2 separate regions of the Homo sapiens genome follow, and region 2 is linked to region 1. A link is an interaction called in ENCODE POLR2A ChIA-PET data of the cell type or tissue named here. Cell type or tissue: PC-9. All regions are shown on one strand.

Region 1 (4,000 bases):
TAAGAGACTAATGCTGAATTTGAAAAAAAAAATCTACAGAGTGAAAACACTGTTTATATAAGTTATAAATAATTTGGGAAGGGGACAGTGAAAAAACTCCTTTTCTGAAATTTAAAAATAGAACCATAATAACTATGTCATTGTCTTTCATGAGCGATCTCTATGTAAAAGCATTGATCTCTGTGTAGGAGAATAAAGCAAATACAACAGAGCCATCCATGTGACCATCAAAAACCACAAAAGACATGGTAGGAAATACCCCTGACGTGTAAGACTCCTTCAAAAAAAAAAAAAAAAAAAAAAAAAGCAGTGTATCTTCTGGGCCTGTTTCAGAAAAAAAGAAAAAGAAAATACACATTAAAAAAAAAAAAAGGCAGTAAATACTAACCGGGAGGGGTGACCTAGGAGTAAGCATGAAGTGATACTATTCAGAACTGGAAGAAATTTTAGGTATCATCATGGCCAGCCTCTTTATTTTACAGATCATGCTAATTTTCTGCTACTTATTGTGTGGCCTTGAAAAATCATGTCATGAGCAGGCTAGCTGAAAACATAGAAAGAGCTGTGGGGAAAATAAACCAGGTTGTAGCCTAATTTCTGCTGCAGTAAGTAGCTACAATAAGTAGCAGAAAATTAGGCCTACAATCTGGTTTATTTTCCTCACAGCTCTTTCTATGCTTTCATCTAGCCTGCTCCAAATGTTTTCTTTTCAATACGGGGGATCAAATAAACATACAGACTTGGGATGAAGATCTAGAACAAAAGAAAAACAAGAAGGTAACTAATTATGTATACCAATAATTTTTCTTAAAGTAAATTAAAATCAGAATATTAATATTCCTATCAGAACTTCCCCCCCAAATTTGACAGTCTCCCAAGCACCAGAGTTTCTTAGTAGAGAGAGACTTTTTTTTAGTGATAGTTAGTGGCATGAAAACAAATCCTAAACTTTAAACAGATGGGAATTTTGGGGCTAATGACAGCTAATATTAACAGTGTCGCAAGATCAGGTTCTGATTTTGTAAAGATTGAAAGAGCATAACTTCAGGTAGCTCTCGATACAGTAGAGCCAAATCGGAGTCCTCCTGCAGAGGGCATAGGATGACCAGGCGCTGAGGAGAGCCCACACTGCGGTGCAGTGTGTAATCCTGGGAGAGACCCTCTTTAATCCTGCTCTGTTAGAAAACTGGAGAATGCCATAGCAGTTTGAGCAGAAGGAATGATTTTCTCCACACGGGCAAACTTTCCAGCTCTTTCTACAGTCTCTGCACTGCAAGCTGGTTTAGAGAATGTTGAGCTTTTTCTAAATAAATGGTAAATGGAGGTTGAGGAAACACTATTGGGAATGCATTTTCTCTGAGTTATGATGAACAGAACAAATCAGGAAAAGAATCATTACGAAGTACTTTGAGCCACTCAGTCTTTGAGAATTTGCTTTGATGACATTGTAAGGTGAAGAAAGGCAGCTAAGCTAATTTTTGTTTGGACAAAAAAATGTGTTTATTCTGTTTATCTTAAATGAGAGATATTATGCTTTATGGATTTTTGAAAAAAAATTAAATAAGAAGGAGCTGTGGCCATGGAAGAGAGATGGAGGTAAGCAGATGCAGCAGATGGAGTGTGCGTGTTGAGGAATGTAGCTCCAGGCAAGAGAGAGGAAATGGAGGCAAAGGACACCTGGGCTTTGGAAATGGACCTGCAGCTTCACATGGGCGGATCAAAGGCTGGCCACAGGTTACGTAGCCCAAGTATCTGGGACAGAGATGGAATTGCTGCCTTAGGAATGAGAAGTGATTCTGAATTGAGTCCACTGGAGAAATACACATACCACATATCTCCAGCATGAGTGTTCATGCGCTGGAATCCATGGTATGCATGAAAGTAGATGACAGGTGAGAAGTCATAGTTCTGAAAGCTTCAATACCTCATTCCCCAAATGGGAAAAGGCCATGGAGCCGTATGTTAAGACCTTCTGCAAATAGGCAGTCTTCTTCCAAGTAGATCCGAGTGCATACTCATGAAGCGTATACTAAGCACTGGCGAACAAACAGAGGAAGGACATGTTAGAAGGGACCAGGTCACATCAGTGTGTCCTTGTCTCTATTCCTGCTTCTCCCTCTCAGCCTCCCCTAGCACCAGTGCTGTTGCCAGGAGACCGAAGTCTAGGAGACAGAAGAGGAGGCCACCAGGAATGGAGAATGGATAGGCTGCGGAGCCAGTGAGAACAGATTCGTGTTCCTGTTGTCTCACTTGTGAGTAATTTGACTTGGGCAAAGAGTTTTTGTCTTCTTATATGCAAGATGGGACTCATACATTCGCCTTTTCATTGAATTCAAATTTTCTGAAGGCATATTATATGCCAGGGCCTGTAATAGGTTCTAGGAATTGAGCAGTGAACAAAACAAACATGGTCCCTGCCCTTGTGCTGCTTACAGATAGGTATCAAATAACCAGAAAAATCACTGTATAATTACATAACTGTGTGACAGAAAGCAAAGAATGCTATTAGCATTTAATAGGTGAACCTAATCTGGTGGGAAGGGAAGGGAGGTTGTTAGGTAAGACTTTTTTTTTTTTTTTTTTTTTTTAAGACAGAGTCTTGCTCTGTCGCCAGGCTGGAGTGCAGTGGTGCAATCTCAGCTCACTGCAACCTCCACCTCCTGGGTTCAAGTGATTCTCCTGCCTCAGCCTCCTGAGTAGCTGGGACTACAGGTGCCTGCCACCACGCCTGGCTAATTTTTGAATTTTTGTACAAAAATGATGATCTCGATCGCTTGACCTCGTGATCCACCTGCCTCGGCCTCCCACAGTGCTGGGATTACAGGAGTTAGCCACTGTGTCCGGCCCAGGTAAGACTTTTTAGCTAAAACCAGTAGGACAGGCTGACGATTGGAGACACAGAGGCCTCTCCATGCAGGATCAGTCCTTAAGAGCAACAGGCAGCCCGATGTGCAAGAGCACCCTGCCACCATGAAAGAAGCCTGAGGGGAGGAGGCCAGTCCAGCTACACAGTGGGGACACTGGATCCCCACACTAGGGAGCTGTGTTCGGAGTTATTGACCTTCTTCCATCTGTTACCTCTTCATTGTTCTCTGTTTCCCTGGCTGCCCATACTGTGGACAATGCTTAGTAAAAAACTTTGAAGAAATTGAATTGACTGACAAATTTAAGTTGCAGCCATGTTTGTTATTTCTGTTCTTCATCTGCGTGATTTTCAAACCTTTCTGTATTCATTGTCCTTAATACATATCAGAGAATTGTGGAGTGCTAGTGCTGGAAAAGACAGAAATGAACTCACCTTAGCTCTTTATTTTACAAAAGTAGGAACTAAGGCCCAGAGAGACTCAGTGCCTTGCCCAGTGTTTGATGGCTATTATGGAATAAAGATGATTTGGAACTGCTGGGCCTCCAGACTCCTTTCTACTTTCTAATTTACTATTTGCTTTCTCTTAAAGTGCCTGATAGAGTCAGGAAATGGGGAGTTTAAACAAACATGAAGTCAACCTATTGGAAACTACTTCCAATAAAAATCTATCAGAAATGAAGCAACTCTGGCAATAAAGGGTATGCCAGAAGCTAAATGAAACAGGCATATATCTCTCCACAACACTCAAACTTAAATATTATAAATATTATATTTATTTTTTTCTTAATTAAATACAATATCAGTTAATTTTTGGCACTTTCCCTATTCTTCTTATGTCCTTATCTTTGGATGGCATAAGAACCCCTGAGCTAATATAATTCAGGGACAAAGGCAAGGGGTCTGGTTCTCAGCCCCTGTTGAGGGAGAAGCATTCAAAGGTAGCTGACTAAGCCAGCAGCTCTGCTCCCCTTCCTTCACACACAAACGAATGCACATACACATGCATGCATACACACACATACTCCAGGCAAGCTCAGCATGGGAAATTCCCCAGGCTGCCATGATGCTTCAGAAGCACTGTGCAAACAGCTTTGCAACCCTCATCCACTTTCAGTCTTGAGCAATACTGTCTCC
Region 2 (4,000 bases), 88 kb before region 1:
CTTCTTGTCCTCTAACACTGTCTTCCCTGGAGCACAACCGAACTGGGGAGAACTGGAGTGGCCAGTCTAGTGAATCTCCTGGACAGACTGGCAGACAGTAGGAATTGTTGCCTCCTTGGAAATTTTTTATTCTTCCTTTCCAGAGCTATCACCTCTCTGAATACCCCTCCACTTTTTTGCTTCCCTCCATATGCTCTATTTATGTAAATAACATTTGATAGATGCTTTAGCTTGGAGATTCAACATTCTTGAGTCCCTAGCTATGTAGAAGATGCTGTATGAGTCTACAGAAGATGAAAAGGCAAATATCTGATTTCTTGCTCATTCCTCTCAAAAGATCTCAAGTACTGTTCAAGTTTTTGTGTATCTTAAACCAGCATATATCTCTTGACTAAAAAACTGCTTAGTTCCTTAACAGTGAACTTTAAAGCTAAATTTTAAGATTAGGGAAAAATATGCTATGTGCTCAGAAAGCACAGGGGACAGTTAAGGGGGAGAAATCGAATTTCTTAAATGTAGTGGTTGGTTTATATTTTGTGGCATGAGATTGTGTATGTAATTTTGCACGATGGTAGGGCTTTTTGGAGTGGTGTGGAGGTGAAGGGCAAGTCCCTTCCCTTGTCACCTCACACTATGTTCTGCAAGCACCTAATGTCTCAAGGTGTCAGGACACTCTGTTCATCGTGACAAGAAAAAAAATCTCGCTGCTGCTATGAGCACGACCGTGTGAATGAGTATTCAGCACCTCCAACTCAGATTTGCAGCTAATGATCTAGATCTTGAATTTGCAAGGTCCAATTGTGCAGCCTCCTTCTTTCATGCTGCCTTTCTCCTTAGCAGTTTCATTATTCGTTCACACCTCCAGGAGAAGAAGTAGAGATGGAAGATGAAACATAAATTCATCAACTTTTTTCAATTCCATCCTTAGTCCTGCTGGTTCTCTGGTTTCAAGATGGGTTGTGGAAGAGAAGGAAGTGCTTGGAGGAACAGTCCTCTACAGTGCCATGAGCAAACAACACAGAGCACATCCTCAAGCCAGGGCAAACCGTATCCTGTTCACACAAAAAGACAGCAGGCTAAGTAAATATTTCACTATGGCCCTGCAAAAAAAAAAAAAAAAAAAAAAAAGCCTAGCTAAATAAAAAGCCAATCATTTATCATTTGAGCGTTTCAATTACCAAGTGATGTGCATCATCAGAGATACTGCAACACCGTATACATATGTGAGGGTTGTAGAGAAACTACTCAGTTGTGTCTGTTGCCTCTTCAAGAGGTAGCCTGAAACTAAGAGAAACATGAAATTGTGTTTGCTTCATTTTAATGACTTTCAGGTAGTCCACTGGCATCATTCTGTAGGGCCTATTAGGAGGCACTTGGAACTAAGGTGGGACAGTAAAATAGAGATTTCTGAGGCTGTATGGGGTGCAGTTGTGAAAAACTGAAAACACATCCATGCAGAGCTTTGGTTTCCTGGTGGTGGTTTAAGGAATACAAGGCCCCTAAGCAAAATTGTGAAGTTCAAGAAGTTGCTCTTGATACAGACCCACCTTGCTCTTGAATTCTCCTCTGCCCTGATGGTACCGTGACCCCTACTCCCCCTTCAGAGTGCCTGGCTCCTGTCCCCAGCAAAACAGGAGAGGTCAAATCCATCAGTTTGAGTGAGATCCAGTCATCCAGTCTGCGGGTGACAAGCTCAGTCTCATTGCCCAAAGTATAAAAGCACCAGCCTCTCAGCATGGCCCTGCTGGCCCCTCCGCCCTCACCTTCTCCTGTCCAGCCACACTAGGATCCTTTCATTCCTCAAGCACTGCTCTCCTTCTTGCTGTCAGGCCTTTGAACACACAGTTCTCTGTGCCTGAGATGCTCTTCTCCCCTCTTCCCGTCCCAGTGTTCCTCCACTCAGCCTTTGTAGTTTCCTCCAGGAAGCCTACCTTGATTGACCCATAGCCTAGGTCAGCTCTGCTCCTTCAGCCCTTTCCCAGGGCTTCAACTTTGCTTCTCCTTTGCAAGTCTTCCCGTCATTGTCCATCCTTCATGGGATATTATGTTCCCTCCTACACTGTAAGCTGTGGGGTGCTGAGCTCTGTTTATTGCTGTACCCCCCAGCATAGACTGGCCCATGGTGAGTGCCAAATGACTACTCTATAAGTGAATGATTTAATGAATTAATCTAGTCTAGATATCTACAGTAACATCATATCTCAAGAGAATATATCTTTAAACTCCTCAGGAAGCTTTCAGGTTTTTATCCTAGACCAGCTGCTCTTGCTGGGGGAACAGACCAGGGGCCAGAGTTGCTGAAGACCCATTTAGAAGATGCTGTGACCACAAGGGCATATCCAAGCTTCTTGTGTCTGTGCTGCTGAGGCACGTGTCTGCACCTAAGCCAGACCCACTCTGTTCCTTTTTGCTCTCCTATGTCCCTAACCCCTCCCATATCTCTGCCCCCCAAATTTCAACTGATGAATTCTGAATTCATTCTTACTGTGTTCACATATTTGCTTTTGTTCCCCACCCCTCTCTACTTTAGCTGAATTTCACCCTCTATCCAGGCAGCTATTATACAACCAGTCATCTACAACCCTTCTTAATTTACCTTATTCTGTGCTTCAGATTTCCATCCCTATAATGATTACTAGCACTTATATATATTTTTTACTAAACATGAAGGGCTTACACACATACACACACACACACACATACATTTAGTCCTTATAATAACACTATGAGATGGGTACTATTATAATCTCCATTCAACAGATGAGGAAACCAAAGCACACGGAGAAGTTAAATAATTTACCCAAGGTTACCTGGTGAAGCCAAGTCTGAACAACGTGGTCTGGCTTCAGAGTCTACGCTTTTCAGTGCTACACTCTGTTGCTTCTCAGTTATTAGGGATGTGAATTATGGTTGCCCTAGTCACATTGCTTTCTTGAAGAATTCTCACTCTAGTGCCTACTAAGTGAGCATCAAAACACATGACCTTGTATTTTGCGGCCTCAAGTAATTGGGTAGCTGGTGAATACCTAACCCAGGTGACCTGACCCATAGGCCAGTCAGTGAGCTTAGACTTGGGGGCCTTAGTCAAATGACAATTTGGACCATTCATATGAGAATATATGGAATTGGAAATGAACAACTAGGGCTGTCGTTAGTGGACGTTAGAGATGAGCAGTCATGATACACGTGAGAGATATAGAACTGGAGGGTGCCATGCAGGGTCCTGTGCATGATGAGTGTGTAAAGAGCCAGCCGGCACAGAAGATCAGAGCACTCTGTCAGATGCAGATGTCAGACAGATCATATGACACTTAGGATCTCCAGACTAGCTCCAGCTGCTGATTTTTCTAGTTCCCAGTTTCTAGGATTTCTGTTCCTTGCATTCAAAGGATTCACGAGTAGAACCTATCGCCTCAAGACTTCTGGTCCTCAAAGGCTTCCACGGCCCTCCACAGTAAGTACAACAAGAGGAGGCAAAAATAAGGAGCTCCTTGATGGGAGGGGAAGCTACGGGTGGGGCAGAATGGGTCTGAGTCATGTGTGATGCCTGGGGAACTTCCGCCACCTTCACAGTTCCTCTCCCAGAATGACCCTGACTTACTGAACACTGGGCAGCATGACTGTTCAAGGTTACACCTCTAAGCACTGGGGATGCAGACGAAGGTGTCCAGGGGTCCAAGATTTATCTGAGTGTCTAGAGCCATGTAGCAACCAGCACCATGTCCGAGGGTTTCAGGAGCCTAGGCTGGAATAACACAACACTTAAAAGTGAAATTCTGGTATTCAGTAATCCTCAGAGATTCACTGAGAGACAGGTGGGAATAATAATATAATAGTAGCCTTAAAATAGTGTTTTATGTCTCACAAATCCCTTTTAATTAAATCATCTCATTGGATCCTCACCACAACCCTATATCCATTCAATCATTCAGCTTTGCTCATTTTGTATTCTGAACTTTTTTTCTTTCTATCTCCCTCTCTTCTCGTATTGTTATTACCT

The links. ChIA-PET counts read pairs that join two places held together with the same protein. Peaks named below come from ENCODE experiments on the same cell type or tissue, not always from the same donor. Only the 100,000 strongest peaks of a DNase experiment are listed, where the experiment ranks them.
Region 2: POLR2A ChIA-PET joins it to region 1 with 6 read pairs; 2 of 35 experiments call an interaction of 5 or more read pairs at or near these places.

Annotation. Positions count from the first base shown.
Region 1 is chr12:26,089,131-26,093,130 of GRCh38, reverse strand. No RefSeq gene overlaps it. Among named protein-coding and RNA genes, the nearest start is that of BHLHE41, 34 kb to the left of the region's middle. In PC-9, no CTCF peak of the experiment used is centred here; a DNase peak (open chromatin) is centred at 1,810; H3K27ac peaks cover 2,399 bases.
Region 2 is chr12:26,177,048-26,181,047 of GRCh38, reverse strand. It overlaps a transcript of SSPN not described here. Among named protein-coding and RNA genes, the nearest start is that of SSPN, 17 kb to the left of the region's middle. In PC-9, no CTCF peak of the experiment used is centred here; no DNase peak of the experiment used is centred here.